2 separate regions of the Homo sapiens genome follow, and region 1 is linked to region 2. Evidence: chromatin loops called from intact Hi-C (ENCODE). Cell type or tissue: MCF 10A. All regions are shown on one strand. Each heading gives the region's core, and the rest is flanking DNA. Links, peaks and the distances in the headings are about the cores only.

What was found. A loop is a pair of places that touch in the nucleus more often than their neighbours do. Peaks named below come from ENCODE experiments on the same cell type or tissue, not always from the same donor. Only the 100,000 strongest peaks of a DNase experiment are listed, where the experiment ranks them.
Region 1: it touches region 2 in a loop (3-fold over the local background); 7 of 110 quality-filtered maps call a loop at or near these places.

The regions. Positions count from the first base shown.
Region 1 is chr17:32,603,095-32,618,761 of GRCh38, reverse strand. It overlaps MYO1D (myosin ID), which reads left to right. Exons shown (of 22, transcript NM_015194.3): 21 at 13,521-13,675. Among named protein-coding and RNA genes, the nearest start is that of CDK5R1, 120 kb to the right of the region's middle. In MCF 10A, for the core only: a CTCF peak has its summit at 9,446 (motif pointing right); a DNase peak (open chromatin) is centred at 9,451.
Region 2 is chr17:32,747,985-32,763,651 of GRCh38, reverse strand. It overlaps MYO1D (myosin ID), which reads left to right. Exons shown (of 22, transcript NM_015194.3): 9 at 3,025-3,170; 10 at 3,248-3,362; 11 at 7,990-8,160; 12 at 14,646-14,716. Among named protein-coding and RNA genes, the nearest start is that of MYO1D-DT, 120 kb to the left of the region's middle. In MCF 10A, for the core only: a CTCF peak has its summit at 8,366 (motif pointing right); a DNase peak (open chromatin) is centred at 8,401.

The DNA of each region.
Region 1 (15,667 bases), core at 4,660-12,659, 150 kb after region 2:
TCGGGAGGCTGAGGCAGGAGAATCACTGAAACCCGGGAGTCGGAGGTTGCAGTGAGCTGAGATCATGCCATTGTACTCTGGCCTGGGCAACAGAGCAAGATTCCGTCTCAAAAAAAAAAAAAGAATTAATTAATTAATTAACAGAGGCAGCTATGGGAGGCCCAGCTTCCTGTGTGTCACTCTCTAGAGGAATTTGTATTTAATTTTGTTAAGTACCAAATCCACTGTGATGAGAACATTATGTGGGTTGTAAATGTTCTTCTTGATGGTGCCCTTGATCCCTGTCAGGATGTGGAATATTGGGAAGAAATTGAAGTTTGATATGGAGATGTTTTATTTATTCAGTGCAGTGAGGTGAATTGGTGTTGGAAACTTACTGAAGAGTTTTGCTGAGTGGCTTTCATCAAGCTGTTAAAATCAAGGGTTGAAAGCCCTTGTCAATCAATGATATAAACTTAGCCCTTTTAATCAGTTGATTACAATTATTTTCCTTGACCTGAATAATGTTGATCAATAGTACTAGGCTCACAACAAGCACTTGGGAATAAAGTCGATTATACTGGTTTCAAGACAGTTTTTCATTACTGCTCAAAGCTCATGTTTTGTAGAAATAGGTTTTGTTTTACCATTAAAACAGCATGTGGCTCACACATACTGGTATGATGTTTGGATCATGTGATCCAGGCGTGCAGTCACAGAGAGCCTAGTAGCCCTGAAGATGCATCTGTTTTAAAGCATACTTACTAATTAACATTCACCATAACAACTTTGAATCCCTAAGAAAGGAAAAGAATTTTATTCTGTTTCATGAAGTGGGAAAATATTTATAAATATGGTATTTTTACTGTTTATCTGATGTGTTAAAATAATAACAAAAAATTTTTGAAAGTGACTGTCTGTTTATAAAGGAATTAATTCTTAGTTATCCCAAACAATGTATTCTTTCTATGATGCATTTACAAAATTAAGGTTTCTCTCTGTTACTGTCATATGTTCTTGGGTCAGTGATTCAGAATAGGTGGGCCGCGAGCAGTGGCTCATGCCTGTAATCCCAGCACTTTGGGAGGCTGAAGCGGGTGGATCACCTGAGGCTAAGAGTTCGAGACCAGCCTGGCCAACATGGTGAAACCCCATATCTACTAAAAATATAAAAATTACCCGGGCATGGTGGCGGGTGCCTGTAATCTCAGCTGCTTAGGAGGCTGAGGCAGGAGGATTGCTGGAACCCAGGAGGCAGAGGTTGCAGTGAGCTGAGATCATGCCATTGCACTCCAGCCCAGGCCAACAACAGACAACAGCGAAACTCCGTCTCAAAAAAAAGAGCAAAGCAGGTGGCTTCTCTCTGCTCTGCAGTATCTGAGGCCTTAGCTGGGAAGACTTAAAGACTAGGGGTGATTTAAGGGCTGGGGCTGGAATCATTTGAAGGCATGTTCACTGAGGTGACTGACACCTCAGTGGGGAGGACTCGGAGACTGAAACTGCTGACCGGAGAGCCTTATGAGGCCTTTTGGAGATGCTTGGCTTCCTCACAACATGGTGGCCTCAAGGTAGTCAGCCTTCTTTATTTTTTTTATTAACTTTTTTTGAGACAGTCTACTCTATTGCCCAGGCTAGAGTACAGTGGCGTGATCTCAGCTCAATGCAACCTCCGCCTCCCAGGTTCAACAATTCTCGTGCCTCAGCCTCCAGAATAGCTGGAACTACAGGCATGCGCCACCATGCCCAGCTAATTTTTGTATTTTTAATAGAAATGGCCATGTTGGCCAGCCTGGTCTTGAACACCTGGCCTCAGGTGATCCACCCAATATGCTGGGATTACAGGCATGAGCCACCACGACTGGCTGGTAGTTGGACTTCTTATGAGCTGACTTAGTGCTCAAAACATGAGTGTCCCATTAAACGAGGCAGAAGCTGCATTGCCTTTTATGAGCAGGCCTCAGAAGTCACACAGCCCCAATTCTGTTGCATTTTATTCGTCAAAAGCCAGTCATATAGTAAGCCTAGATTGAAGGGGTGAGGATATAGACCTCTATCTTTCTATGGGAGGAGTGGCAAAAATTTTGCAAACTTGTTTTAAATCCTCCACTTTCTACCCGCTGATTAAAAATTATTTTTGTTACTCTTACTTAAAATGCACTTACCAGCCAACCACTGTGGTTACACCTGTAATCCCAACACTTTAAGGACGCCAAGGCAGGAGGACCACTTGAGGCCTGGAATTCAAGACCAGTCTGGGCAACACAGCAAGACCTCATTTCTACCAAAAAAAAAAAAAAAAAGTTTTTAATTAGTCAGATGTGGTGGTACATGCCTGTAGTCCCAGCTACTTGGGAGGCTGAGGCAGAGGACTGCTTGAGCCCAGGAGCTCAAGGTTTGAGCCATCATTGCACCACTGCACTCCAGCCTGGGCAACAGAGTGAGACCCTGACTCAAAAAAATGAAGTAAAATAAACTAGAATGTGCTTACCCACTCCCAAGATGTCCCAAAAGTCTCATCTCCTTATAATACCAGGTTTAAGGTCAAGGGCCAGGATCTCATCTAATTCAATCCAGGCACAGTTCCTTAAGTAGAGTTCCTGCAATCTGAAGACCAACTAAAAGGAAAAGTTACCTGCCCCGCATACCCAACATGCAGTGATGATCTAGGGGTGGGATACCTACCACAGACATTTCTGTTCAAAGAGGAGGGGAATGAGGGGCACAAAACACTCACTGACCATCTGTGTTTGCAACTAAGTAGCTTTCTTAGCTGCTTCCTGTCCACAGGTCCAGAGCCTCTTTGCATTTTGCCATGTCTATGTTGCTTTCAGTCCAGTCCTTTGAAATTTTGATGGTTTCACTGTGTATCAATTTATAATCACTCCATTAGACAAAAAACACGCCCACAAATCTCTGCAAAATAAACTCTCCCATACCTTGGGCTCCTCGTGAGCTATTGTGGGACAAGACCCTTAAGATTCAGGAGCCCTGTTGTTTATCGGATAGAATTTGTAAGGCATGCCCTAAAGATCTTTAGAGCCTCGTTTAGTCTGTCTGGAAGATACTATGGATGCCTTCGATCTTTCTAAGGTTTTAACAAAGGATTTTACAATCCCACTCTGGGTTTGATCCGTTGCCCTGAAACCATTTCTTAATTTGAGAATCATTTGCCATCTGGAGAAGCTGGGAATAAGAAACAGTTTTATTTTCAAGCCTAGCAATTGCAGGCTTCTTTATGTTTCCTCTAAATTTTACATGAGAGCAGAACCATTCTTTATTAAGGTCCTCTCTCTCCTCTCACATTTTTTTCATAGACAGCAAGAAGAAGCCAGATGGCACTTTCAGTATTCTGTCTAGAAATCTCCTTATCTAGATCATCACATTTGTTACGTACATTTTCTATTTTCTGCCTTCCCATAGGCAACAGTGTTGTCAAATTTTCTCCTTAACAAAGGTCCGCTTTCCTCTGGCTCGAAGTAGTCTTTTCCCTGTTTTCCTCAGGCCCTCACTGACCTCCTCTTGAAGGCCTGCCATGATTCCCCCAACAGTCTCTCAGAACCTTTCCAGCTTCCACCTACTTCCCAAAGCCAGTGCCAACTATCTGGGATTATGTTATAGGAGCACCCTACTCCTGTTCCAAATTTTTATTCCAATTACTATTGCTGTGTAACAATCCACCCCAGACTTAGTGGAATGAAACGACCGCTACTTTATTATGTTCTTGGATTCTGTTGGTAAAGAATTTGAAAGAGGCACTGTGAGGCCAGCATGCCTCTGCTCCACAATGTCTAGGGCCTCCATTAGGAAGATTCGAAGGTGGGGGTTACTTGGTGAGTGAGAGTTGGAATCACTGGAGCCCTCATACACTCACTTGTCTGGCCCCGGCTGGCAGAGCTCAAGCCAGGACTGCTGACCAGAGCACCTGCACACGACCCCTCTGAGAGGTTTGGCTGCCTCACGGCATGGCACCTCAAGACCATCAGCCTGCTTGCATGAGGGCTCTGGGCTCAAGCAAGTTGTTGCTTTCAAGAGATGCTTGCTTATAAAGGGATAAACTCTCAGTTATGCCACAGCTTCCACCATTTCCATGATGAGCCCACACAGCTGAGCTTCCTGAGTTATAGCTAGTTGAGGAGTAAGGAGGGAACAAGATGTGGGGGACTGGGAAGGGAGAAGGAGGGAGATTAGGAGAGACAGATGAACAGAACAGAGAAAGGTGAAAAGAAAGTCACCAGGTGTCCTGCAAAAAGCCAGAGCAAACTGTCTCCCAAGTTTCTGAATGGAAAACAGAATGAACAGAATGTTCTCCATCAAAGAGCAGCCAAATCAATTTGTTAATTGAGATCAAAAGAACATAAGCATTATCTCTGCAGTCTAATCAAAGAACAGAAGTTGAATAGTACATCCAAAAACCCAAGTGTCTGTGTCAAAATACGAGCAAACACCTGCAGAAATTAAGTGACCGCTACAATTTCATGAAAGTTCTTTGTGTGTCAGGCATAGCTTTGGACGGGGTGTGGGGGGCGGGGGCATGGAAGGGCAGGGAGGTGGGGGGAATACCAAGAATGAAGTCCCTTAGAGGTGTATGTAGAGAGCAGTAACCAAAGAAGAGGAGAGATTCTCCAGGACAGAAGATTGTGGAACAGCTGCTACTGGGAGGAAGTTTGGAACAAAGATGCTCCAGAGTTAAAAAAAAAAAAAAAAAAAAAATTAAAACATTATTATAGTGATGAAATAGCAATAAATACATTTGAGTATTTACCATCTTACTGTAAAATGAAGTATTGTTTTATATACCATGGTATACTGTAAAATAAAAACAATACAAATGCAAAACTTCATACTTGGCTGAAAAAAGTGAAAGCCAGCGAGCCTGACCCCAAGGAGATCATTCTGGTTGGACAAGCACACGGATAATACATAAATGTGAACTATTAATAAATAAACTGAGTTATATTGAGGTATTTCTTTTTTTTTTTTTTTTTTTTTTTTTGAGATGGAATCTTGCTCTGTCGCCCAGGCTGGAGTGCTGGAGTGCTGGAGTGCAGTGGCACTATTTCGGCTCACTGCAATCTCTGCCTTCCTGGTTCATGCGATTCTCCTGCCTCAGCCCCCCGAGTAGCTGGGATTACAGGCACGCACCACCACGCACAGCTAATTTTTGTATTTTTAGTAGAGACAGAGTTTCACCATGTTGGCTAGGATGATCTTGATCTCCTGACCTCGTGATCTGCCCACCTCGGCCTCCAAAAGTGCTGGGATTACAGGCGTGAGCCACTGCACCTGGCCTATATTGAGGTATTTCTTACTAGTGAACCACCCTTACCCTTGTGAATATACGCTCATGGTCATGGTGTTTATCTTGTTGCATCCAGTTTGTTAATTATTTTGGATTTTGCATCTGTATTTGTACGTTACATTGATTTCTGGGTGTGTTTGTTTTTGTGTATGAGAGAGAGATTCAGCAGGTTTTGCTAGCAGGATAAATAAAATGAGTCAGTATGATTTTTCTCTTTTTCCATATTGTAGAGCATTTAAGTATGATAGAAATTACCTGGGCCTATAACATAACCTGTGCCTAGTAAGAACTAGAAGAGTATTTTTCTGATAATCTAAAAAAAAACTTTTTGCTAGTTATAAATAGAAATTAATTGTTTTATCTTTCTTTAAGTCAATTTTACTAATTTATATTTTCCTATAAAATCATGCATTTCAGGCCTGGTGCAGTGGCTTACACCTGTAATCCCAGCACTTTGGGAGGCCAAGGTGGGAGGATCACTTGAGCTTAGGAATTCATGACAGCCTGGGCAACATGACAAAACCCTGTCTCTACTGAAAATACAAAAACTAGCCGGGTGTGGTGACGTGCTCCTGTGGTCCCAGCTGCATGGGAGGCTGGGGTGGGAAGATTGCTTGAGCCTGGGAGGTAGAGGCTGCAGTGAGCCGAGATCGTGCCACTGCACTCCAGCCTGGGCAAGACAGCTAGACCACATCTTTAAAAAAAAATATGCATTTCATTAATATGAAATTACAATTACAAAAGTTTTTCTCTTCTAATTTCTTCTTCTTCTTTTTTTTTTTTTTTTGTTTTTTTTTTTTTGAGATGGGTCTCACTCTGTCACCCAGGCTGGAGTGCAGTGGCGTGATCAGCTCACTGTAACCTCAAACTCCTAGGCTCAAGCAATCCTCCTGCCTCAGCCTCCTGAGTAGCTGGGACTACAGGCACGCACCACCACATCCAGCTCCAGCTAATTTTTTTTTTAGCTGGGGTTTTTGCTATGTTGCCCAGGCTGGTCATGAACTCCCGGCCTCAAGTGATCCTCCTGTCTCAGTCTCCCAAAGTGCTGGGATTAGAGGCTTGAGCAACTGCTCTTGGCCTCTTATAATTTTGAAAGTCAACACACCCTTTCTTAAATCCCTTTCTCATTCCTAATGTTAAATATTTGCGGTTTTGCCTGTTTTTTCCTTGGTGAGACTCTGCCAAGGGTTTGGTCTGTTCAAAGAACCAGCTCTTTAATTTATTATGTATGTTGTTCTCATTCATAAACTTCTACTTTTATCTTAATTAATTTTATAAACAGGGTATATTTTTGTTTTTTGCTTAAATCTATAACCCCTCGTCCTCCAATAAAGGAGTTGTATCCTGTTCACATTTCTTACAGCAACTGGCAAAAAAACTTTTCTTAAATTCAATCGTGTTATTTAAATGCTTTCTATTTTTTATGCTCCCACGCTATTTCATTCTTTTTTCTGTTGCTGCATTGGTCAAGTTTTATTTATTCTCTTTTTACTACTGGTTAGAACCTTACACATCCTTTTTCATCTTAATGATTACTGTTAAATATTTGAGCTGATCTTTCCTAATTGATATCAAGAATAAAATGGATTTACTTATCTCCTCCTGTGAATTGTGACAAAATTAATAGAGTTTTCTTTTTGTTTTTGAGACGGAGTCTCGCTTCAGTGCCCAGGCTGGAGGGCAGTGGCATGATCTCGGCTCACTGCAACCTCTGCCTCCCAGATACAAGTGATTCTCCTGCCCCAGCCTCCTGATTAGCTGGGACTATAGGCACCCTCCACCACAACCAGCTAATTTTTGTATTTTTAGTAGAGACGGGGTTTCACCGTGTTGGCCAGGCCAGTCTCAAACTCCTGACCTCAAGTGATCCTCCCGTCTTGGCCTCCCAAAGTGTCGAGGTTACTGGTGTAAGCCACCACACTTGGCCAAGTTTTCTGTTTTAAAAAAGGATATAAACCTGAATTTTATTTTCCTGTGTAGATAACTTATTTTTGTATGCCTAGGTACTTGAAGATTTTTTCCTTTATTCTACAGGTCTAAAACTTCTCTGGGCTACACATCCAGAAGATCCTCTAAGTTTGGCTGGTACCTGTGATTCCTTTCTGTCTAAAGACTGGGATGTTTTCTTCTATTATTCTTTAATTTTCTAAAGTATCTATTCAGTTACTGCTTCCATTGTGTATGTAATTTATCATATTTGTCTTTTCGAATTATTTCTCTTTCTAATATCGGTCTGTTTTGCGCTGATTTCGTAAATGAGAATATGGATTAGAGATTTTCTTGTATAGTGAGCTCTGCTCTCTAGCGCTCATTCCATTGCAGAGGAGGAGAGGACATCTGCTCTGATTTCTCAGGCCGGCCTCCTCTTCCAGAACTGCTCAGCTCTTTACCTATCTAGTTGTGTTCACTGTTTGGTCCTTCTTAGTAAGGAGAGGCTGGGAGAATTGAAATGGGTTGCAATCAGAGACTCTTTTTGCCCTGTTCAAATCTTCAAGGCCAAAGAAGGGGAAGGCTTAGATTTATCATAGCATAGAAATCTCATAGATTAGGAGAAATAAGGAAGCAACAGGGGCAGGGGGAGCCTTGATAAGGAGTTTCCCTTTTGTTCGGAGAAACGCATCTATGTGTTATGGCTGCCCAAATGCAATGAGGTAGTGACCCCTTCCCCAGCTGAGGTGTTTCACAAAATACCTTCCATTTGCATGGTGTTGTAAGGTTTTAAAATTATATTTTCAGTGATAAAGTTTTGCTGACTTATTTTCACTTAGAGTGTAAGACCCTCGAAGACAGAGGGTTTTTTTGCTTATTTACTTTTTGTACTCCAGAGTTGCTACTATTTGATCCTTACCACAACCCTGCAAGGTAGACAAGGCACCTGATGTTATCCTTATTTTGCAGAAAAGGAGACAGATGCCCCAATAAATTAAATGAGTCACTCAAGATCACATGGCTGAATTGGGATTAACACCCAGGTCATCCTTAGTACACTAATCCCCACTTACCATCCTTTCTTCCAGAACTAAAGGGGACGTTCTGGGTGCTGTTTGTCCTGCTTTGGCAACAATAGGGACTTAATCTTTCATTATTTGTGTAGCAGAGCAACTTAAGTACTGTTTTCCCTCATTTCTTCTGAGACTGACACACCACTAGGCCTGGGCGTACACATGAAGAATTCCCATCCACAGCAGATAAAGCCACCTAGACAGCAAGGGAGAGAGAAGGGGAGGGAGAGAAGCCCACCCGCTGAGAGGGGGTTGTGGCCGAGAGCAGAGTCATTGGCTCCTGTCCTCTGGTCCAGGTAGCACCTAGGAAGGGATCCTCTATCCCTGTGGTTTCAGCGTTCTTTGCCGAATCTGTCTCTTTTCCCTGAACCCCTGCAGCTAATGCTCCTGGGATATGCTGGCAGAGTTACTGCTGTTACCATTCTCATTTCTTTAGGCTTTAATCAAGCTCTCCTGTGAAGTGCTACATCAATTCAATTTTGAATTTCACATATAAAATAATGAAATGAGAGTGAAGCGTGATAGACATAAAATGTTTTTTTAAAATGAAAATGATATTTTTAATTTAATCATATAAAAATCATCTGGATCCAGTACATGTAAGTGGCAGAGAGTTTGCTATATTCTCTTACCAATGGCCTCAGAAAGCCCACGATCCACATTGGTTGGTGAATGATTTCCAATTTCTTTAATATTTTCCCTTCTCTCCATTAAGCCCTGACCCTGGCATTCTTTAAAATCAACCCAAGAACTCACCTCCTATGAAAATGTATTCATGGGAATACTTATTTATAGAATATATAAATATTCTATGTTCATTTATACATGATACTTGAAAAACCTGGTGTGATGGAAAGAACATGAGTCCCCATCAGTCTGCAGGTCTGAGTTCTAGTTCCCGGGCCTGCAGACGGGCTGAACTCCTTCAGTCTCAATTTCTATCTGTAAAACATAGGCATGGAACTAAGTGACACTGCAAATCTGTAAATTGTTAAGGTGTTTTTCTTCAGTTATTTAATACTTACCTCTTCCTCTGATCCAACTGGATTGTGAATCCCCCAAGAACAGGGATCACATTCTCAGCATCTTCTGCACGTCTGTCCCTACCACAGGCCGTGTGGCACTGCGCCATCCCCCAGTGGTTGCCTTGTTCATGCTGCCTGCCCGCCTGGCTGATAGCACCTGTGGTAGCCAGGAGGTGGCACTTCGGTATTTTATGCAATAGAAGAACAGACCACAGAATGAGGAAATCACTCTGACTTCTGCTTTATTGACCAAAGTAGAATATCTAGAGATCAAAACAGCCAGGGTGTGCAATTTTTTAAATTTATAGGCAATGAATATAATTTACGTGCATGGGTGGTGGTGTACAGGTCTCTTGAGTCTTAGTATGGGCGTAAATTTGTGTAACCACTGCCACAGTCAGGATACAGAGTAGTTCCATACCCCAAAAACTCCCTTGTATCGGACTCCTCATAACCCCAAACCCTGGCAGCTACTGATCTGTTGTCCATCCTTATCCTTTTATCTTCTAGAGAATATCATATAAATGGCGTCACACAGGCTGTAACCTTTTGAGACTGGCTGCTTTCATTCAACCATAATGCCTGTGAGATTTATCTATGTTGTTGCATGTCAGTAATCTGTATCATTAGTTTGTTCATTGCTGAGTAGCGTTCCATTATTTAAATGTACCACAGTTTGTTTATCCGTGCACATGCTGCTGGATATTTGGGTCGTTTCCAGCTTTTGTCAATTATTAGTAGAGCTGCTGTAAACATTCATGTATAAATTTTCATGTGAAGCTAAGTTTTTATTTCTCTAGGATATGTGCCTAGGAGTGAGATTGCTGGCTCATGTGGTAATTTTCCATTTAATTTTTTGAGTTAACAACCACTGTTTCCACAGTGGCTGTAACATTTTACATTTTGTATTTTCACCAATGATGCATGTGAGTCCCACTTGTTCTGTGTCCTCACCAGCATTTAGTATTATCACTCTTTTGTTGTTGTAGGCTGTTTTGTTATTTTAGCCATTCTGATGGGTTTGCAGTGGTTCCCATTGCAGTTTTAGTTTGCATTTCCCTAATGGCTGCTGATGTTGAGCACCCTTTCATGTGCTTATTCACCCCTATGCCTTCTTTGGTGAAGTGATTTCAAATCTTTTATCCATCATTTTTAATTGAGTTGTTTACTATCAAGTTTTAAGAGCTCTTTATAGATTCTAAATACAAGTCCTTTATCAGATACATTTTTGCAAATATTTTCTACCAGTCTGTGGCTAGTCTTTTCACTCTCCCACCAGTGTCTTCCTTAGAGCAAAAGTTTTAAATTTGATCAAGTTCAATTTATCAATTTTTTTGCTTTATGGATTGTGCTTTTGGTATCATTTCTAAGAAATATTTGCCAGCCCAAGGTCACAAAGATTTTCTTCTATGTTTTCTCCTAAAAGTTTTCTAGTTTTACATTTTGCATTTCGATCTTATAGTGCACTCTGAATTGTTTACGAGATGTGAGATTTAGGTAGACTTTTATTTCCGTTTGCATGGGGGTGTCCAAATGTTCCAAGTTATCCAGATGCCCACATTATCCTTTCTTCATTGAGCTGTCTTTGCACCCTGGTGAAAAAATTATTGGCCATATTCACGTGAGTCTGTTTCTGATCTATGTTTTTTTTTTCCTTTCTAAATTATTGTCTTGATTAACCTAGCTTTATACTAAGCATTAAAATCAGCCTCTATGAGCCCTCCAACTTTATTCTTCATTTACAAAACTGTTATGGCTATTCTAGTTCTTTTGCTTTTCCATACATATTTCAGAATCTGCTTGTTGATACCTACAAAAAATCTTGCTGGGATTTTGGTTGGGATTTCATTAAATCTATAGATTAATATGGGAAAAATTGGTATCTTAAGAATTTGGGTTTTCTAGTCCATGAGGATATTATTTTCCTTCATTTATTTAGGTTTTCTTTTATTCCTTTCATCAGCCTTTTAATTTAACTTGTTCAACATTTTGTAGTTTTCAACATGTAGGTCCTACAGATAGATGTTTTGTTAGATTTATATCTAAGTATTTTTGTTTTTGGAGTTGTTATAGATGGTTTTGTTTTTCAATTTTTGTTTCAAATTTTTCATTGCTAATATAGAAATATTTTTGTATGTCAGCCTTGTATCCTTTGACCTTACTAGATGCGCTTATTAGTTCTGGGAGCTATTTTGTGGATCCTTGGCATTTTCTATGTAGGCAATCATGTAATCTGAAAACAGAGACATGTGTTTCTTCCTTTTCAATCTGTATGCTTTTTAATTTTTTTTTTCTTTGAGATGGAGTCTCGCTCTGTTGCCCAGGCTGAAGTGCAGTGACGCGATCTCAACTCACTGCAACCTCCGCCTCCCGGGTTCACACGATTCTCCTGCCTCAGCCTCCTGAGTAGCTGGGATTACAGGCGCCTGCCACCACACCTGGCTAATTTTTGTATTTTTAGTAGATACAGGGTTTCACCATATTGGTCAGGCTGGTCTCGAACCCCTGACCTCAAGTGATCCACCCACCTCAGCCTCCCAAAGTGCTGGGATTACAGGCGTGAGCCACCACACCCAGCCGCTTTTTAATTTATTTAACCTGCCTTACTGCACTGGCTAGGGCTTCCAGTATAATGTTGCATAGCTGCAGTGACAGTGGAAATCCTTGCATTGCTCCCGATCTTAAGGGAAAACATTCAGTCCTTCTTCACCAAGTATGATGTTAGCTGTGGCATGTTGTATATGTCATTTTATCAGGTTAAGTTCCCTTATAATCCTGGTTTGCTGAGAAATTTTTATCATGGATAGATGTTGAATTTTGTCAAGTACTTTTTCTGTGTCACTTGATACAATCTGTGGATTTTCTTTGTTATCCTGTCATTTTATTCTGTCATTACCTTGATTAATTTTTGAATACCTAACTAGCCTTGCATTTCTTAGATAAACTCCACTTGGTCATGTTGTATTATCATTTTTATGTATTGTTGGATTTAATTTGCTAATATTTTCTTGACATCCATTTTTACATCCGTGTTGATGAAGGATATCAGTTTGTAGTTTTCTTGTACTGTTGTGTTTATTTTTGATATCAGAATAATGCCAGCTTCAAAGTGAGTTAGGAAGTGTTCCCTTCTCTCCTATTTTCTAGAAGAAATATGGTGAATTGGTGTTATTTCTTCTTTAAATGTTTGGTGGAATTCACTATTGAAATCATCTGGGACTAGAATTTTCTTTTTCAAAATGTTTTTAAATATAAATCTAATTTCTTCAACAGATACAGAATTATTCAAGTTATTTCTTCTTGGAGAGTTTTAGTATTTTGTGACTCTTAAATAATTATTTGTTGTTGTTGTTGAGATGGAGTCTCACTCTGTCACCAGGCTGGAGTGGAGTACAGTGGCATGATCTCAGCTCACGGCAACCTCTGCCTCCTGGGTTCAAACAGTTCTCCTGCCTCAGCCCCCCAAGTAGCTGGGACTACAGGCGCACGCCTCCATGCCCGGCTAATGTTTTTTTGTGTGTTTTTTTTTTTGTATTTCAGTAGAGATGGGGTTTCACCATGTTGCCAAGGCTGGTCTCGAACTCCTGAGCTCAGGCAATCCGCCCGCCTTGGCCTCCCAAAGTGCTAGGATTACAGGTGTGAGCCACTGCACCCTGCCAGAATTATTTGGTTTTAACTAAGTTGTTGAATAAGTTTTTGTATAGAATTGGTCCAAATATTTTAATATTATCCTTTTAATGTCTGTGTGGTCTATAGAGATGGCCCCTCTTCCATTCCTGATATTGGCAATAAGTTCTTCCTTCTTTTTTTGTTTTGGGCTAGAGGTTTATCAATTTTATTGATCTTCTGAAAGAACCATCCCTGTTTCATTAATTTTTCTGTATTGTTTTTCTATTTCAAATTTTGTTCATTTCTGCTCTTTATTATTTCCTTCCATCTGCTTGTTCCGTGAAACTGATAGAAGATTAAAGTCAGGGGGTCACTGAGCAAAACCCTTAGAAAATGTATGACGTGTTTTGTTGTTTTTAGGGATGGTGTCTCGTTATGTTGTCCAGGCTGGATTCAAACTCCAGGGCTCAAATGATCATCCTGTATCAGCCTCCCAAGTAGCTGGGACTACAGGCACATGCCACCATGCCCAGCTCCAAAATGTATTTTTTAATTCATTCTTTTGAGAATGATCCAAATAGTTTTCCATGCATTTTCTCTTTGCAGTTGACTGGTCTGAGTGTCTCCAATGGAAAGGACCAACTTGTAGTGTTCCATACGAAAGACAACAAAGACCTCATTGTCTGCCTCTTCAGCAAACAGCCAACCCATGAGAGTCGAATTGGAGAACTTGTTGGAGTGCTGGTGAATCATTTCAAGAGGTAAAGTTTGATTTTTGTAACTAAGACACGTTTTAAATCTATGAAATCTTTAATCGTAATTATCACTGAGCTTGTTTTGTGCCAATTTTAATGTATTGAGCTATTTTTCTCCATAAGGACAACTTAAATCATCTGTTTCGCAGAAGGTAAAATTAGCATCCCAGCTTACTTTCAAGGTTAGGAATGATCCTCTACTTTTCCAGCCTCCAGCTGAACCAACAATGAGAGATTTCCCTAAATGGTGATTTTTATTCCACTGTCGATCCAAATGCAATTAAATCCAAAAGATAGACAAATTACTTTATATTCTTCTCGTCATAGCTTCTCATTTACCCCAAGTATAATCAGTTTGTGTGTCCACTATGACCATAAGCAAATTAGAAGGCAGATTTGGGATGGTTTGCAAGTCCATGAAGACTACAAGAATTCCTGAGAGAGGCAGTGACCACTGCAGAAACATGGAGTCATGATGGAACATGGCATAATCTGAGAACTTCATAGTAAGCCCTGATGATACCTGGGGCAGGGGGGTGAACAATGATATAATAAATATAAACAGAGAGCAGGTCCTGAGAGTGATGGGGACCAGTGAATGGATAATTTTAAGCAGGGGAGTGATTTTGTCTGGTTATTTATTGGAGTTGTTTCAGAGATTGGATTTCTCTTCCCATAAGGGGTCATGGAGTATTTGGGTGGGTGTATCTCTCCAAAGTCAAGTGCTCTCTTTGTGGCATGCTGCCTTCACCTCCCCAACCCCACCTGATGCTGGGAGAAGACCACTCATCAAAATCAGTGACTAAGAAATGATACAAGTGTAGTTACTTTTTCTTCCTAAAAGACATTTCCTGAGTTCCTAAAATTAATCAAGTATTCCTTATTAGTATGTTTTTTTTTTTCAGTTTAGACGTGGCTTCTCTTTCTCTCAACAAACACATATTTGGAATCAGATGTCCACATATCTAATTCTATTGTATTCATTTTGGCTGATAAATGTATAGAGCATAATTTTAGAGGTGGGCTGCACAGACCATTTATTTTATGTTATTACACCTTACATTCTAGATCAAAGTAGATCTTTAAATATTTTCTATCATTAAATGCTTTTACATGCTGTAAGTAAAATAATACTTAATGGTCATTTGTGGGGAAAAAATAAGAAAGTAATTACCAAAAATAATAATAAATGCATAGACTTTTGAAAATTCCTTTCCATCTGCCAAATAAATGTAAAGCTAAGAAAAATTTTAAAAAGTTTAGAATGTGGCCAGGCGCAGTGGCTCACGCCTGTAATCCCAGCACTTTGGGAGGCTGAGGCGGGCGGATCACGAGGTCAGCAGATCGAGACCATCCTGGGTAACACAGTGAAACCCCGTCTCTACTAAAAATACAAAAAATTAGCTGGGCTTGGTGGCGGGCACCTGTAGTCCCAGCTACTCAGGAGGCTGAGGCAGGAGAATGGCGTGAACCTGGGAGGCGGAGCTTGCTGTGAGCCAAGATCCCGCCACTTCACTCCAACCTGGGCAACAGAAGGAGACTCTGTCTCAAAAAAAAAAAAAAAAAAAAAAGTTTAGAATGTAAGGAAAAGACATAAAGAAGGCATCTCTGCAATAAATGTCTATAACTCAAATAAGCAAGCTTATTTTCCTGCTAATATTTATAGCAAAGTATAGAAAATTAAAGGAATTTTAATTTGTTACTCTTAATTTGGATACCAGTACTAATGAATGCAAGAGTTTTTGCCTGGGAGATTGAAGTATTTTATCTCTATCTGGGTGCTTATTTAGCAAATTCTGATCTATTAAGTGCCTTCTACAAGTGACAGAAATACGTGAACCTGGATGTAGATTTCATCAGTTGCTTTCTTTTCCTAGCTAGCATATGCATGCTGAGGTACATTTCTAGGCGTATGTCCTCTATCTTTAATGTATGTAAGGATTTTTAATTTCTTTAAAATTTATAAATGTGAAGAGAAGACTATCAAGATGCTAGGAA
Region 2 (15,667 bases), core at 3,474-11,473:
CACCGCACCTGCCATATATTTATTTTAAACTTTAAATTTACTGATTTTATGGCTGCATGGTAATATTTTATTGTTACTTTTATTTCATTACTAGTATATTTGAGCATCTTATCATATTTTTGTAGAGTATTTTAACATATTCTAAGAATTGCCTGGGTATATCTTTTGTGCATTTTTCTTTGGAGCTGTTATCTTTTTATTGTCAATTTCTAAGTGTTCTTAGCATATCATAAACTTTAACCCTTTGTTATCTGTGTGGCAAGCGTTGTATTTTCTCACGTCTAACTTTCGTTGTTGTTGTTTTGCTGGTTGATTAGTTTACTGTCTATTTCATTTTTTACTCTTGTAAGTCTTAGGCTTGGTTTTTAGTTTTGGGGGAATTTGAATTTTTCCTAAGTGCAATGGAGAGCAATAGGGAGGACTTTAAGGAGGGGCAATGACATCAAGTTTGCCTTTTTTTTTTTTTGAGATGGAGTCTCGCTTTGTTGCCCAAGCTGGAGTGCAGTGGCACAATCTCAGCTCACTGCAAGCTCTGCCTTCCGGGTTCATGCCATTCTCCTGCCTCAGCCTCCCAAGTAGCTGGAACTACAGGCGACCGCCACCACGCCCAGCTAATTTTTTATATTTTTAGTAGAGACAGGGTTTCACCATGTTAGCCAGGATGGTCTCCATCTCCTGACCTTGTGATCCACCCTCCTCGGCCTCCCAAAGTGCTGGGATTAGGTGTGAGCCACCGCACCCGGCCGTTTTTTTGTCTTTTTTTTTTTTTCTTTTTTTTTTGAGACGGTGTCTCTCTGTCACCCAGGCTGGAGTGCAATGGTATGATCTCAGCTCACTGCAACCTCCACCTCCCGGGTTCAAGCAATTCTCCTGCCTCAGCCTCCTGAGTAGCTAGGATTACAGGCACCCGCCACCATGCCTGGCTAATTTTTGTATTTTTAGTAGAGATGGGGTCTCATCATGTTGGCCAGGCTGGTCTCAAACTCCTGACCTCAGGTGATCTGCCCACCTCAGCTTCCCAGAGTGTTGGGATTACAGGCATGAGCCACTGCACCTGGCAAGTTTGCATTTTTAAAATGATCACTCTGGCCTTAGTATGGAGAATGTTATGGGGGCTAGAGTAAGAATGGAAGCAAAGAGGTCAATTAAGGGGATATTTTGTTAATCCAGGAAAGAGATGAGGGCAGCTTGAATCAGAAAAGTGAAAGTACAAATGGGGAGAGGAGGATGATTTGAAATGGACTGTGTTGAGAAAATAAAATCCATAGGACCTATTATGTGGAGAATGAGAGAAGCAAGAATAATACTTTAACATGGTCTGGCTCCAGCCCACCTCTCCCACCTCATTTTATACTATACCCAGCCCCCCTTTCTTCAGCCCAGCACATTAGTCTTCTCTCAGTCCTCACAGATTATCCTGATCCCTTTCTCCTTCCAGTCACAGGGCCTGTGCACATCTGTTCCCTCTGCTTGGACTGCTCTTCTCTCCTCTCTTGCTTGGCTACCTCTTACTCATCCTTCTGGTCTCAAGTATCACTTTCCCAGAGAGGCCTTCCCTAACCTTCCTGAGCACTGCATAGATTAAATTTCCCTAAGACCCCATGTACCTCTCCTTTAGTGTGGATGTTTATCTGCGAGGTGGGGGGCAAGTGAGAGAGACAGAGAGAATAATTTTTTCCTTCACTCTATTCCCTAAGTTTCTTGGACATTGAGACTATGTTTGTGTTTGCCTAGACCTGTATCTCTAACAAACTATATATAATAAGTATTCAGCAAATATTTGTTGAATAAATCAGTGAATTTCTAAGTGGTGCTATTTATTTGTGGCTAAAAGTAGGATAGGAACAGTTGTTGGAAGAGGAAAGATCAAGAGTCCTTTGAGTTTGAGATGGCTGTGAGCCATTGAAGAGTCAGTGTCAGGTAGACAGTCAAGCTCTTGAGTCAGGAGCTCAGAGACTGTTCTCTGAGTCTGGATTTGGATAATACTTTTGGGAGTCATATTATATTTGTATTATTTAATCCTGGGTGAGATGATTTAGAAGGTGCTAGAGAGTGAAGAGAAGAGGACCAGGAAGAACTCCAACTTTTACAAGTCAGGTAGAAGAGGAGACTCTACCAAAGGTCACCAAAAAGGAACATCCAGTGAACAAAGAGTAAAATTCAGAAAGGCTATTATCCGAAATCCAGAGAGAAGAGTGTTCCAAGAAGGCAGTGAAAACCTAGGTTGAGTGATGCTGAGCGACAGAGCAAGATGTCCATATGAGGTACGAGAAGTATCTATGTAGAGGTGCTGGGAGTCTTTGATGAGCCATTTCAATGGAGTAATAGGATGTAAGTGGAGACTGGAGTGGATTGAAGAGTAAAGGGGAGGTAATGGATATGGGTGAAGAGAGTGGGTAGCTGGCAGGAGACGTTAAGGAAGGTTTTCTAACGATGTGACGTTGCAGAGCACATGTGTATCGGGATGTGAATGTGTGTTAGCGTGTGGCACCTTTGTCCATGTGTGGCTTAGTGTGTGTGTTCTTGTGCATTGGATGTGTGTTCGATTCTCAGGGAATTTCAACCCTTGATCTTTGGCTCAGATCTTCATTTAGCATTAGAAATCAATATTTATATTTTTTAGAATTCATATAGCTTTAGTGGATCATAGATATTAACTCACTAGCTCTCAACTCTTTATAGTTGATGAAATTAATAATAAAGCAATGAACTGGCTTATTCAAGGGATCAGGCAAACTATTGATATAGCCGGGCAGGGAAACATGCCTGGAGAGTGTCGTTGGAATTGGTATAATGACCGGTAATAATCTTTTAAAAATACAAGCTATTTACTTTAGTTTTGCATACATCAGGTAGTTTGGGTTTTTTTAAATGGACAGTCTACATTTTCATTTGTTCTGCTGAGGCCAGTAATGGCTATGCTAAACAGTGAGAAGGTGGACAGGAATTTAAAACTGATCACAAATCCAAACAGAGGACTCATTCCCAAATTGGCAAGCATTTATGATGCTATTTTCCTTGCAGGCAATATATGAGCGCCTTTTTTGTTGGATCGTTACTCGCATCAATGATATTATTGAGGTCAAGAACTATGACACCACAATCCATGGGAAAAACACTGTTATTGGTGTCTTGGATATCTATGGCTTTGAAATCTTTGACAACAACAGGTAAACTGGAAAAGATACTTAAAACCTTGTTGCCTGTTTTCTATTTGTTGAAACTTAATTTATTCCTTTTCTTGTAGTTTTGAACAATTCTGTATCAATTACTGCAATGAGAAACTGCAGCAGCTATTTATTCAGCTGGTTCTGAAGCAAGAACAAGAGGAATACCAGCGGGAAGGGATCCCCTGGAAACATGTGAGTGGACTCTTATGGAAAATGCCTTCATGTGTTTCTCATATTATTGATAATGTCAAATTTTATTTTAGGTATTTCTTGATCTTTTGGGGGTATTTGAAACATCTGAACCTTAGCTTTCCTTTTTGGGATATGTAAATACAATTAATTTCATCATTTTTAGGTGGGATTGCTATAATTTGATAGACTGCCTTGTTGATGCCCAGAACATCCTGAGTTAGAACCAGTAAACCTGTTTTCACTTTATGGCTGCTACCACGTGGACTTACTGGTTTATATCTGTCTGTTAGGTTTAGCATACTTTATTAAGTTATACCTTAAATTGGCTGAACTTTGCTTCAGAATCTAGTTTCTTCTTCCCTTTTTCCTCCTTTTTCTCCTCTTCTACTTTGTAGACTATATGGTATTTTATTGTCTTCAGTTAATGTTGTTTATATTCTCTGAAACCTACACATTAAAATACTTGTTTTACTTTGCATTTTCTTGTGTATTACACTTCAATTATCACCTCTACTCTAATCAATCTTTGGGAACTTTTGTATTTGTCAGAGGCAAACTAATCTGGTAAGATATAGCTGGAAAGTATAATGGGTGCACAGTGCAAACCACAGAGATCAAAGCTAAAAGGCATGACTTGTTTGGTTTTTAAATTTCCTGTGATAAGACCTTCTGTTTATGATAGAAATGAGACATAGTAATTTTTCTTGTAAGTTTGTATTTTTAAGCAATTTTGAGAATAAACTTGAAAAATACAAAAACTTTTAAGTTTCTGTAGTTTGAGTTTATATGATTGTTCATCCTCTTGCCAGAGAATAGAAATGAAGCCAGTATTTGTTTTTTGTTATCCAATATAATAGCAGCAAAAAAATATTTGAAATACTATATTTAAATGACTTTTATCTTCCTTCCTACCTATTTTCTATTTCCTCTCATTCTGAAATAAAGAGACAGTGATATAACAAATAGCTTTCCCGCCTCAAAATTGTATCTGCCTTCCATCATGTGTTAAACGTTAGAATACCATAAAACAGTTGCTCAGGTATATTGGCATAAATTTTACCTATCTGCATATAAACCAAAGGGCTATTTTATATAAGAATTATCTATAGTTTGACTTAAATAATGAACTCTCCTAATACAATTAAAATTTAATTCAGTTCAATTAAGTGTATATGAAGCTTTCTAAGAATGAAACTGTTGTATAATATAATACACGGTATAACTGAAGCTTGGATTTTTAATACCAAATTTAATCATAAAACTTGTTATTCAAATGTGATTCCAAGGTACTAGTCAAAAATATCCTTTCACAATCAGAATATCAAATTTCACAGACATAATTGACAACAGGGTAAGTAATGCAGTGGACTGTTCCAAACATCTCAAAAAGAATTAAGAATCCCAAAATGCAAAAAATTTTCGCTAAATAAACCAAGAACTATTTGTCCTAGAGGGAGCAGAAGGCTAACTCCAAGGTAACAGTTACTTACTACATGGCAGATCCCCCCACAATTAGAATCTCTATTCTGGGTAAAACCCCAAACTTCTAAACATAGTGATTCTTTTTAAAAGATTTTTTATTATGGAAAATTTTAAACACACATTAAGAAGACAGACTATAGTACAGTAAACCCTATATACCCATCACCTGGCTTTAACACGTACCAGTTGATTGCCAGTCTTATGCCATCTGTACTATACCCACCTACTCCCAGATTATTTTGAAGCAAATTTCAGATATCACATTATTTCATCTATTCAATTGGGTATCTATTCAGTAAATATTTCCATGTATTTCTCTAAGAGAGTTTTACAAAAACCATAATCACAATGCCATTATCATACCTAAAACATTAACAAAAATTCCTTAATATCATAAAATATCCAGTCAGTATACATGTTTCATATTTCCTTAATTGTCTTCTGGTTGTTGTTTTGCAGGTTAAATTTGGATCCAAATAAGTTTCTTACATTATGATTGATTGATAGGTCTCTTGCATATCTATAGATTTTCTCCATGTTTCTTTTTTTCCTTGAATGATCTCTCTTTGCAATCTTGTGTTGAAGAGAATGAGTCATTTGTTATGGAGTTCCCCACAGTCTGGATTTTGCTAATTGCATTCCTCAGGTGCCATTTAATATGTTTCTCTGTTTCTTGTATGTCCTGTATATTGGTTGTTAGATCTAGAGTCTTGACTGGATTCAGAGTCAGTTTTTTTCCACAGCCCATTTCATAGACTGTGTGTGAACTTCCACCAGGAGGTTCATAATGTCTGGTTATCTGGTACATTCACTTTTAAAAGCTTTCGATGCTGTAGTTTGCAAATCATTTTAACTATTGAGAACTTGATACTCAAGCACAAAGCTGTTTTATCTGGAGTGGGTATGAAAGGCCAGAGCCCCATGTCCCTAAGCTACCCCATCACAAGTCTTCTGGCTCCTGGTATCCCTTAGGAAACCTTACGGGAATGCCAAGTTGCTGGAAGAACTTAGTTTGAAAACTACTGGTTTAAGCAATGTTTGAAGCAGTATTAAACTTACAAACTGAAAGTTACTAGCAGAGACCAATAGCTTTTAATAATATAATTGGGATTTTAGGGAAGGTAATTCTTTAGTCCCTGGGACAAAAGACTTCGTCTTTAATTTCACAGTCCCGAAGTCTAAGATGTCAACTATTAATATAGAGCTCCTGCTTTTTGAGTATTTTTAGGATTTTTTTTCCAAAGATGGAAATAACTTTTCTCCCTAATTAGAAATGTAATAAATGCCCATAATGAAAGTAAATATTTAGACCTACACTGCTTCACCTCAGTACTACTGAGATTTTGTGCCAGATAGTTCTTTGTTGTGGAGGCTGTTCTATGCATTGTAGGATGTTTAGCAGCACCCCTGGCCTCTACCCACCAAATGACAGTAGCACCCCTACCCCATTTTGACTAGAAATGTCTCCTGATATTGCCAAATGTCCCCTGGTGAGCAAAATTCCCCCTATTCCCCTATTTGAGAAACTTTAGTTTAGACAGATCAGAAAAGTATAAAAAACAAAGTAAAAACTACCCAGTTTACAGGTTTCAGTCCATAAGATACAGAAGAGAACATGCAAGACTAGAAATGGAGCTAAAAGCCATGTACAAATAACTGGCATAAAACCTTGGATTTTAAAGCATGAAATGGGAATACATGAGTCACTTGAATGGTCTATTATGAGTATATAGACCTTATAGAAGGTAATGGAGACAGCAATCAGTTTAGGTAACTCCTGCGTAAGATGGGACATAGCAAGATTAAACTGTGTGATCATAAGCTGCCCCTCTTTGAGATGTGCAGCTTGCCTGAGTTGGCCTTTCTTTGTGTGCCTTCTGTGTGTAGTGATAGGTACATTGCAGGCTGTCAGAATAAACAGGTGTGGCAGAGGATTGTTGGACAAACCTTGTACATGTATAGTTGCTGAAAAGCCAGAAGTTATTTATAACTTCATTCACCTTGTGGAAGTAAAGGAAAAGCTTTTTCTTATCTTTTATAGATATTTATTTCTCAGAATTAAATTCTTTATATTATGCCTAGAAAAATGTAAAAATTCTACTGAATTTTTTCAAATTGTTCAAAATTCTATTGAAGCTTTTTAACTTTGGGGAAACCAAAAGAAATGCTCTTTTGGATTTTAGTCATTCAGGGTCATGTAACTAAAAATGCAAGTTCTTTTTTTTTTTTTTCCGTTTTAAGTGGAGTTTATTTAACACTAAGAGATAAAGGGTTGTTAACAAACACAATGACAAATGGACATCTGATTGGGATGAGGCATTATCCTGTACACATAATGTTGATATTTTTGTGTACCCTCAGTGCATGGCATTTACACATAGAGCCACTACTGCACAGCACAAGAGTATCTGAAGAGGCTGAATCAGAGTAAGGCTGTTTAAAAGACTGAAATTTTTTAGTATATATATTCTGCATGAAAACAGAACTTTTGAACTGGCAGGTAGAAGGCAACTCTGCCAAACACTACAGTTAAAGCCCCCACTTTAGTGCACAGTTCCACCCCTTCCATCTGCATGCGTGACACATTAACAGTATTTAAAGGTAAACGAGGCACTTTGTGGCAACTGCAGCCATCGTTATGAACATATTGCACAAAATTTCTAGAACTAAACATTTAACTTGTACCCTACTTTTATAAAATTGCAAGTTTTGTGTAGTACCTTAACTTTATTATGAAGTAGTATATCAGATAATACTTTAAGGTTATTTGTTGGCCCTTTGTGGAAGGTGGACCTTACAGTTAATGGCAGGCAGATTGGTATGAAGGAGTAGGGTTGGGTGTGGGATCTGGAGGCAGGATTAAAATGAGTTTGTAATGGGAGAAATGGTGTCTACCTTATTATCTTTGCCTTGGGCTGTACTAATCTCAGACGGTGTATTTCATGATAGAAAGTTAACAAAGAAATTTAAAAATAAACCTCTGTTAGAATGTGTACTCTTTTTAGCGTAAGACCTCTTTAATGTTATTCACACATTTGACACCAAAGTAGTTTTACCTGAACTCCTGATACAAATGGGAGCATCAGGGTTTAACCTGGCCTGGTCACTGTTCTCTTCAGAATTCCCTCCTTGCTGTGTCCTACAGATTGACTACTTCAACAATCAGATCATTGTTGACCTCGTGGAGCAACAGCACAAAGGGATCATTGCAATCCTTGATGATGCTTGCATGAATGTCGGCAAAGTCACCGATGAAATGTTTCTTGAAGCACTTAACAGTAAATTGGGCAAACACGCCCATTTTTCCAGCCGAAAGGTAATGTGTTTAATGACACCTTCTTCCTTTTATCTGTGAGGTTCTCCTTATTGTTTGATGGAGTTCAACGACTTTATATGTTGGGATAAAAGAATGTCCCCTTTAATAAGAAAGAAAAGTCATAAACATTCATTAAATGATTTGTTGCTGTGGATAAATTCTGCCTCTCTGGTTTATAGTATGAAGAAATTGATAAAATCATGTTAATCCAGGAGAGGGAGCTCCAGACTATGCAATTTGGTAGAAACAGGAAAAATGAGCATGATTCTTTAGAAAGCATGATGTCATTTGTAACCAATAGATGTAGAGTCCTTGCTCATGTGCTAGAATTTTACTCCTGCATCTGATAATTCTGGCATGGAAAATAGCTTTTGTCCTTGACTTTTTACTGTAATCCTCAGTAACAAAATGTGTTGTGCACTCTGCTGTACTTCTTCAGATCATATGACTTCCTTGAAAACAGAGAGATTCTAGTTGTAATTCTAGTTATTACAGAGAAACTTATTCATTAAATAAATGGGTATCCTTTTAACTCTCCATTTTTCAGGATCTAAAAAAGTGATAAACAGATCACATATCTGTAGTAATTGGTGACAATTGTGCTTATCAGACCTTTGTGCTGATATGGACATATCATTTGCATGGAATATTCCATTTGCATGGAATATGTTTGCTATTAATATTTGTTCAAGAAATTTGTGTTAGAAGAGGAACACATCATCATCGCCCCTGAGACTTCCCTACCCATAGTCTTGTCTAGTAACCATATGCTAAAGGGAAAACAGGCCCTTGCTCCTTCACATCCATAGAAAAAGGGGGCAAACATTTCTGCCTCTCCAGAGTTCCATGTAAATCTCTGACACTGCCATTTTTTAGTGTGAATAAAGTCTATTTTCTAACTTATCTCCTTTGAAATTATGTAATCAGAACAGAGAAATTCCACAATTAACTAGCTAAAGCCCAAATCGTCAAGAAATAGATTACTAGCTGACATTTATTTTAGGCCAGTTTTTTCTAAAATATTCTCCTTGGTCTGTTACTGAGGATTGATAGTAACCCTACTACAAATTGGCTTTCAGATACTACAGTCTGCTCTTTCATGTTAGGGTTTTGGGTTAGAGGTACTGCTTCAGTCATTCCCTATTTACACCACAAATACCTAATAAGTGCTTCTCATCTTCCAGGTGCAATCCTAGGTGCTGGGGACAGAGTACTGGGCAAAGTTAGAAGTCACCTAAATAATTTAGAGTGATGCTTTTAAAGATGGCATGATTACATGGGCAAATGTCCTATCTTTGAGGGAAAGTTTATAAATGCCCTTTATAATCACAGTTCAGGTTTGGAGACTCACTTAGCACGGTGCCTACCAGATGGTAGACATTTAATCAGTGTTTGTAAAGTTGAATTGAATTGTTCCCAATCATGTCAAATAAATCTTATTTAAATTTTCATTTAAATTAGCTATGAGTCTCACATGAGAAATCAAATCCACCTCATTTTGATATCTTCTACCTTGGCCATTTATATACCTGAATTAAATGTGTCAACCAAATATTTTGAAATATAATATCATTCCTTTTTTTTTTTTTTCTTTTGAGATGGAGTCTCACTCTGTTGCCCAGGCTAGAGTGCATGGTGCAATCTTGGCTCACTGCAACCTCCGCCTCCCGAGTTCAAGCAATTCTCCTGCCTCAGCCTCCCAAGTAGCTGGGATTACAGGCACCTGCCATCATGCCCAGCTAATTTTTGTGTTTTTGTAGAGACGGAGTTTCACCATGTTGGCCAGGATGGTCTTGAACTCCTGACCTCAGTTCATCTGCCCACATGGGTCTCCACAAGTGCTGGGATTACAGGCATGAGCCACCACGCCCAGCCATGTCATTTGTAAGAGTAACTGTACATACCACATCAGTATTTGCTACTGATTTGACATGAAATGCTAAATAGTAATTTGTCTGTGGAGAGGATTTTCTTTTTCTTTTTCAAATTTATGGGAGCCCAGGTTTCCCAACTTTCAGACCAAGTGGCTCTTTCTTTTGGTATCCCTAAGACAAGTGCTGAGGTAGTGATTATTTATTTGTTTATTTATTTATTTTTATTATTTTAGATCTGGGAGGTGTACATGTTCAGGTTTGTTACGTGGATATATTGCATAAAGGTAAACTTTGGGCCTCTAGCTTACCTATCACCCAGATAGTGAACATTGTACCCAATATGTAATTTTTCAACTCTCACCCCCTGCTTTTGGAGTCCCCAGTGTCTTATTTCCATCTTTGTGTTCATGCATATGCATTGTTTAGCTACCACTTACAAGCGAAAATGTACATTATTTCACCTAGTATAATGGCCTCCAGCTCTACCCCTGTTGCTGCAAAGGACATGGTTTCATTCTTTTTTATGGCTGCATAGTATTCCATTATATATATGTATATCACATTTTCTTTCTATCCAATCATTTGTCGATAGACACTTAGATTGATTGTTTCCATGACTTTGCTATTGTGAATAATGTTATGGTAAACATACGAGTACAAATATCTTTTCGTTATACCTGGTAGTGGAATTGCTAGATCAAATGGTAGTTCTATTTTTAGAACTACCATTTAAAAGAAATGTTTACATTCTTTGAGAAGTCTCCATACTGTTTCCCATAGAAGTTGTATTAATTTACATTCCCACCAACAATGTATAAGCATTTCCTTTTCTCCACATCCATGCCATCTGTTTTTGACATTTTTAGTAATAGCCATTCTGACTGGTATAAGACGATATCTTATTGTGGTTTCAATTTATATTTCTCTGATGATTAGTGATGTTGAACATTTTTTCAAATGTTTGTTGGCTGTTTGTATTTCTTCTTTTGAAAAATACCTGTTCATGTTCTTTGCCTACTTTTTAATGGGGTTATGTGATTTTTTTGTTATTTAGTTATTTGAGTTCCTTGTAGATTCTGAATATTAGTTCTTTGTTGGAGGCATAATTTACAGATATTTTCTCTGATTGTGTAGGTTGTTTGTTTACTCTGTTGGTTATTTCTTTTGCTGGGCAGAACCTTTTTAGTTTAATTAAGTCTCATTTGTTTTTGTCACATTTGTTTTTGAGGTCTTGGTCATAAATTCTTTGCCTAGGCCAATGTCCAGAAGAGTTTTTCCTAGGTTTTCTTCTAGGATTTTTATAGCTTCAGGTTTTATATTTAAGTCTTGAATTCATCTTAAGTTAGTTTTTGGGTATGGTGAGAGACAGGGGTCCAATTTCATTCTGCTGTATATGGCTAGCTATTTTTCCCAGTACCACTTAGTGAATAGCGTATGCTTTCTCCATTGTTTATTTTTGTCAACTTTGTCAAAGATCAGTTGATTGTAGGTATACAGCTTTATTTCTGGGCTCTCTGTTGTGTCCCATTGATCTATATGTCTATTTTTGTAACAGTGCCATGCTGTCTTGGTTACAATAGCCTTGTAGTATAATTTTGAAGACAGGGTAATGTGATGCCTCTGGTTTTGTTCTTTTTGCTTAGAATTGCTTTGGCTATTTGGGCTGTTTTTTGGTTCTATATGAACTTTAGGATTGTTTTTCTAATTCTGTGAAAAATGACATTGGTAATTTGATAGGAAATGCATTGAATTTTTAGATTGCTTTGGTCAGTATGGGCATTTTAATGACATTAATTCTTCCAATCCATGAGCATTGTATGTTTTTTCATTTTTTTGTGTCATCTATGACTTCTTTTGTCAGTGTTTTGTAGTTCTCCTTGTAGAGATCTTTCACTTCCCTGTTTAAATATATTCCTAGGGTTTTCTTTTGTGTGAGTGTTTGTGGATATTGTAAATGGGATTGAGTTCTTGATTTGGTTCTTAGCTTCAGTGTTATCAGTCGTGTATAGAAATGCTTATTTATTTTTGTACATTGATTTTATATCCTGAAACTTTACTGAAGTTGCTTATCAAGTCTAGGAGTCTTTTGGAAGTCTTTAGGGTTTTCTAGGTATTAGATCATGTTATCAGTGAACAGGAATTATTTGACTTCTGTTTTCCAGTTTGAATACCTTTTATTTCTTTGAGATAGAGATTTTTTAAATGTCTTCTTCTTTGGGATTTTTACCTAATGAAGAAAAGAAATGATCAAACTATCAAAATATTTTAATCACTGTGAACTGTTTATTACACATGCTATTCTGTGTGTTGAGCTGGATATCATCATTTGCTACGGGTTACTGATTAGCTAGACTTATTGGCATGTTAAATTAGAGGTTTCTGTCTTGTGACAGTTATTTCATTTAGGGACTACATTGCTTCTTCCGTATTAAAGTTACCATGGAGAGACAGGCAAATAATCCAATAAAGCATAAAATTATTATTTAAATTATTAATATAAAAAGTTAAATGATAAATACATAACTGCTATTACCAAAAAAAATAAAGAAAAATCTAAAACCTCCTGTGTTCAGATCAGTTGCAACTTTGCAGTATCCAAATGTAAGAATGTTCCATTAGTGTAGACATCTCTTGGGTCCTTTTCCTTAAGGGGTTTTATAAATAAAACAGTTTGTAAAAGGGGTTAATAAGAGAGAGAGCAGAAAAGGGGAACTAAGTATTTTGGAGACCTCTCTGTATGGTAGATGCTTTGTTCTCAATAGTTCATTTAATCCTCAGAACAACTCTCTGAGATAAGTAATTATTAAAGAAGTCAGAGTGAGTAGATGGTAGAGGCAAGATTTGAACCGTGGAGGTCTGACTCTAATTTCCTGTAATTATTCACTTGTCAAATTAATAGAATACACCTTTCAGGTTGAGATTATTTGTTATCGAACATTAGAACCTAAGTGGTTTTTGTATATTTCCCTAGGAAAATTTATTTATTTATTTATTTATTTATTGAGACAGAGTCTTGCTCTTGTCGCCCAGGCTGGAGTGCAGTGGCATGATCTCGGCTCACTACAAGCTCTGCCTCCCAGGTTCATGCTATTCTCCCGCCTCAGCCTCCCGAGTAGCTGGGACTACAGGCGTCTGCCACCACGCCCGGCTAATTTTTTGTATTTTTTTCATAGAGACAGGGTTTCACTGTGTTAGCCAGGATGGTCTCAATCTCCTGACCTCGGAATCCGCCCGCCTCAGCTTCCCAAAGTGCTGGGATTACAGACGTGAGCCACCACGCCTGGCCTCCCCAGGGAAACTTTTGTGGACTCTCCTAGATGTCTGCTTAAGAAACTATAAGATTCCAAGTGATTCTTAACAGGGCAGACAAAGAAGTCTAGATGCTACTGTAACAAGGAAGATTGTAGAAAGTCATAGAGACCTCCACAGCCATATAAAAACTGCCTTCCCATAAACTATTCCTCTTCAGGGAGAAAAGGAGCTGCAGAAGCTTTATCTTCTGTGAAATGATAGTCCTGAACTGGAGTCTCAGCTTAGCAGACAGATGAGCCAGGCCTCCATGTACATAAGAGAGCACAGATGTTACATTCGATTCCAGGAGTCCTTTCCAGGGGTACCACTTACTAGCTATGTGATCTTGGGCCAATTGCTTAACCTCTTTGAACCTCAGTTTCCATGTGTGTAACAGAGAGATTGTTGTACCTTATATGTCAGCATTGAAGACTGAATAAGATGTGTATGCCTAACAACTAGTAAGCCTTCAGTATGGTCCTCCTTAAGTCCTCCTTCAGTATGGTCCTCCTTAAGGAGGAGAAAGAAACTCTATCAGTCAGGGTAGGCTGGACTGCATGAAGATAGTAGCTAAATTTTGTTTGGTTTGGTTTGGTTTTTGAGACAGGGTCTCGCTGTATTGCCCAGGCTGGAGTACAGTGGCCCAATCTTGGCTCACTGCAGTCTCTGCCTTCCATGGTCAGGTGATTCTCCCATCTCAGCCTCCCGACTAGGTGGGACTACAGATGCATACCACCACGCCTAATTTTTGTATTTTTAGTAGAGACGGGGTTTCACCATGTTGCCCAGGCTGGTCTTGAACTACTGGTCTCAAGCAATCTGCCTGCCTCAGCCTCCCAAAGTGCTGGGATTACAGGCCTGAGCCACCATGCCTAGCCTGTAGCCAAGATTAAAGTGTCATAAGATAGTAGAAGTCTGTGTCTCTCTCAGGGACCCAAACTTCCTCTATCTTCTGACTATTCCATGCCTTAGGGACTACCCTCTGCATCCAACTAGTTGGGGGAGAGAAGAAAGCACAGAGGGGAATCATTCACTTTTCACCAGTTTGGGCCTAGAACAGCCACACTTTACCTCCATTGTCCAGAACTTGGTTACTTGGCCATATCCAGCTGTAAGAGTGGTCAGGAAATGTAGTCTAGCTGTGTGGATTTCTAGTGAAAGTTTAGTCTTTATAATACATAAGCCATATTTTTAAATCAAGCCCCACACAATGTGATGTCATAATTTGTGATATTATCATCATTTCATATTAAGCTGGAATATATTTTTAGGAAAGCAAAAATGTCTGTTTTCAAAATAATATCCTTCTTGATTCCTTAGCTCTGTGCCTCAGACAAAATTCTGGAGTTTGATCGAGATTTTCGAATTCGACATTATGCAGGCGATGTAGTGTGAGTATCTTACCTTGGTACCTACCATGATTTGCATGCCGCCTCACTTTAGAAAATACAACCAGGAAAAATGTAAATTGGTTTTATATTCATTTGCATGTTTTGGTCATTTGATATGTCAATATATTTTAATTTGTTCAACTTAAAAATGGCATAGCTTCATTCATTCCTTGCTTTTCAACCATTTATTGAGCACACACTACTTGCCCATGTACATTTCGTACAGTTCCTGGCATAGTTCGTGTTCAGTAAGAATCAGCTGGCGGGTCAATAAATCATGGAAGTATATTAAGAACTGGGATAGAAAGATGGATAAGATGGTCTTTGCCCTAAAGAACCAACAGTTTAGTGAAGAGTATAGGCATGTACGTCCATCAAAGGTCACTATAATGAAGAATGGAAACAGTTAAACTAGAGAAGCACAGGCATTATAGGAGCAGTGGGTAGGAATAATTAACCCACTGAGAGGGGTATAGAGAGGTCTTGCTGGAGGAAGTGGTATCCAAATTGAGTCCTAAAAGTAAAAGAGGGTTAGTCAGGGGAATGAATTAGGAAGAGGGGAGAGAAAAGAGAAAGCTTTCCAAGTAGAAGAAACAGTAGGCATAAAAAGGCCCCTAGGTGAGAATAACTCCTGTACATGAAGATCTGCAAATAGTTGGGTAACTGCATAAGCAAAAACCATTTTTGCTACATTATTTTCCAAATATTATTTTAAAAAGTAAAACTCTTACTAGCCGTATTTTTATTAACAATACAATAAAGTAGAAATTGATCAGAAAGTATAACTAAAAATTATAACTACCTTAGTACATTAGGTTCCAAGGGCTGCTGTAACAAATTAACCACAATCGGTGGCTTAAGTCAACAAAAACTTATTCTTTCACAGTTCTGGAGTTCAAAAGTTCAAAATCAAGATGTCAGCAGGGCCACACTCTCTCTGGAGGTTCCTGT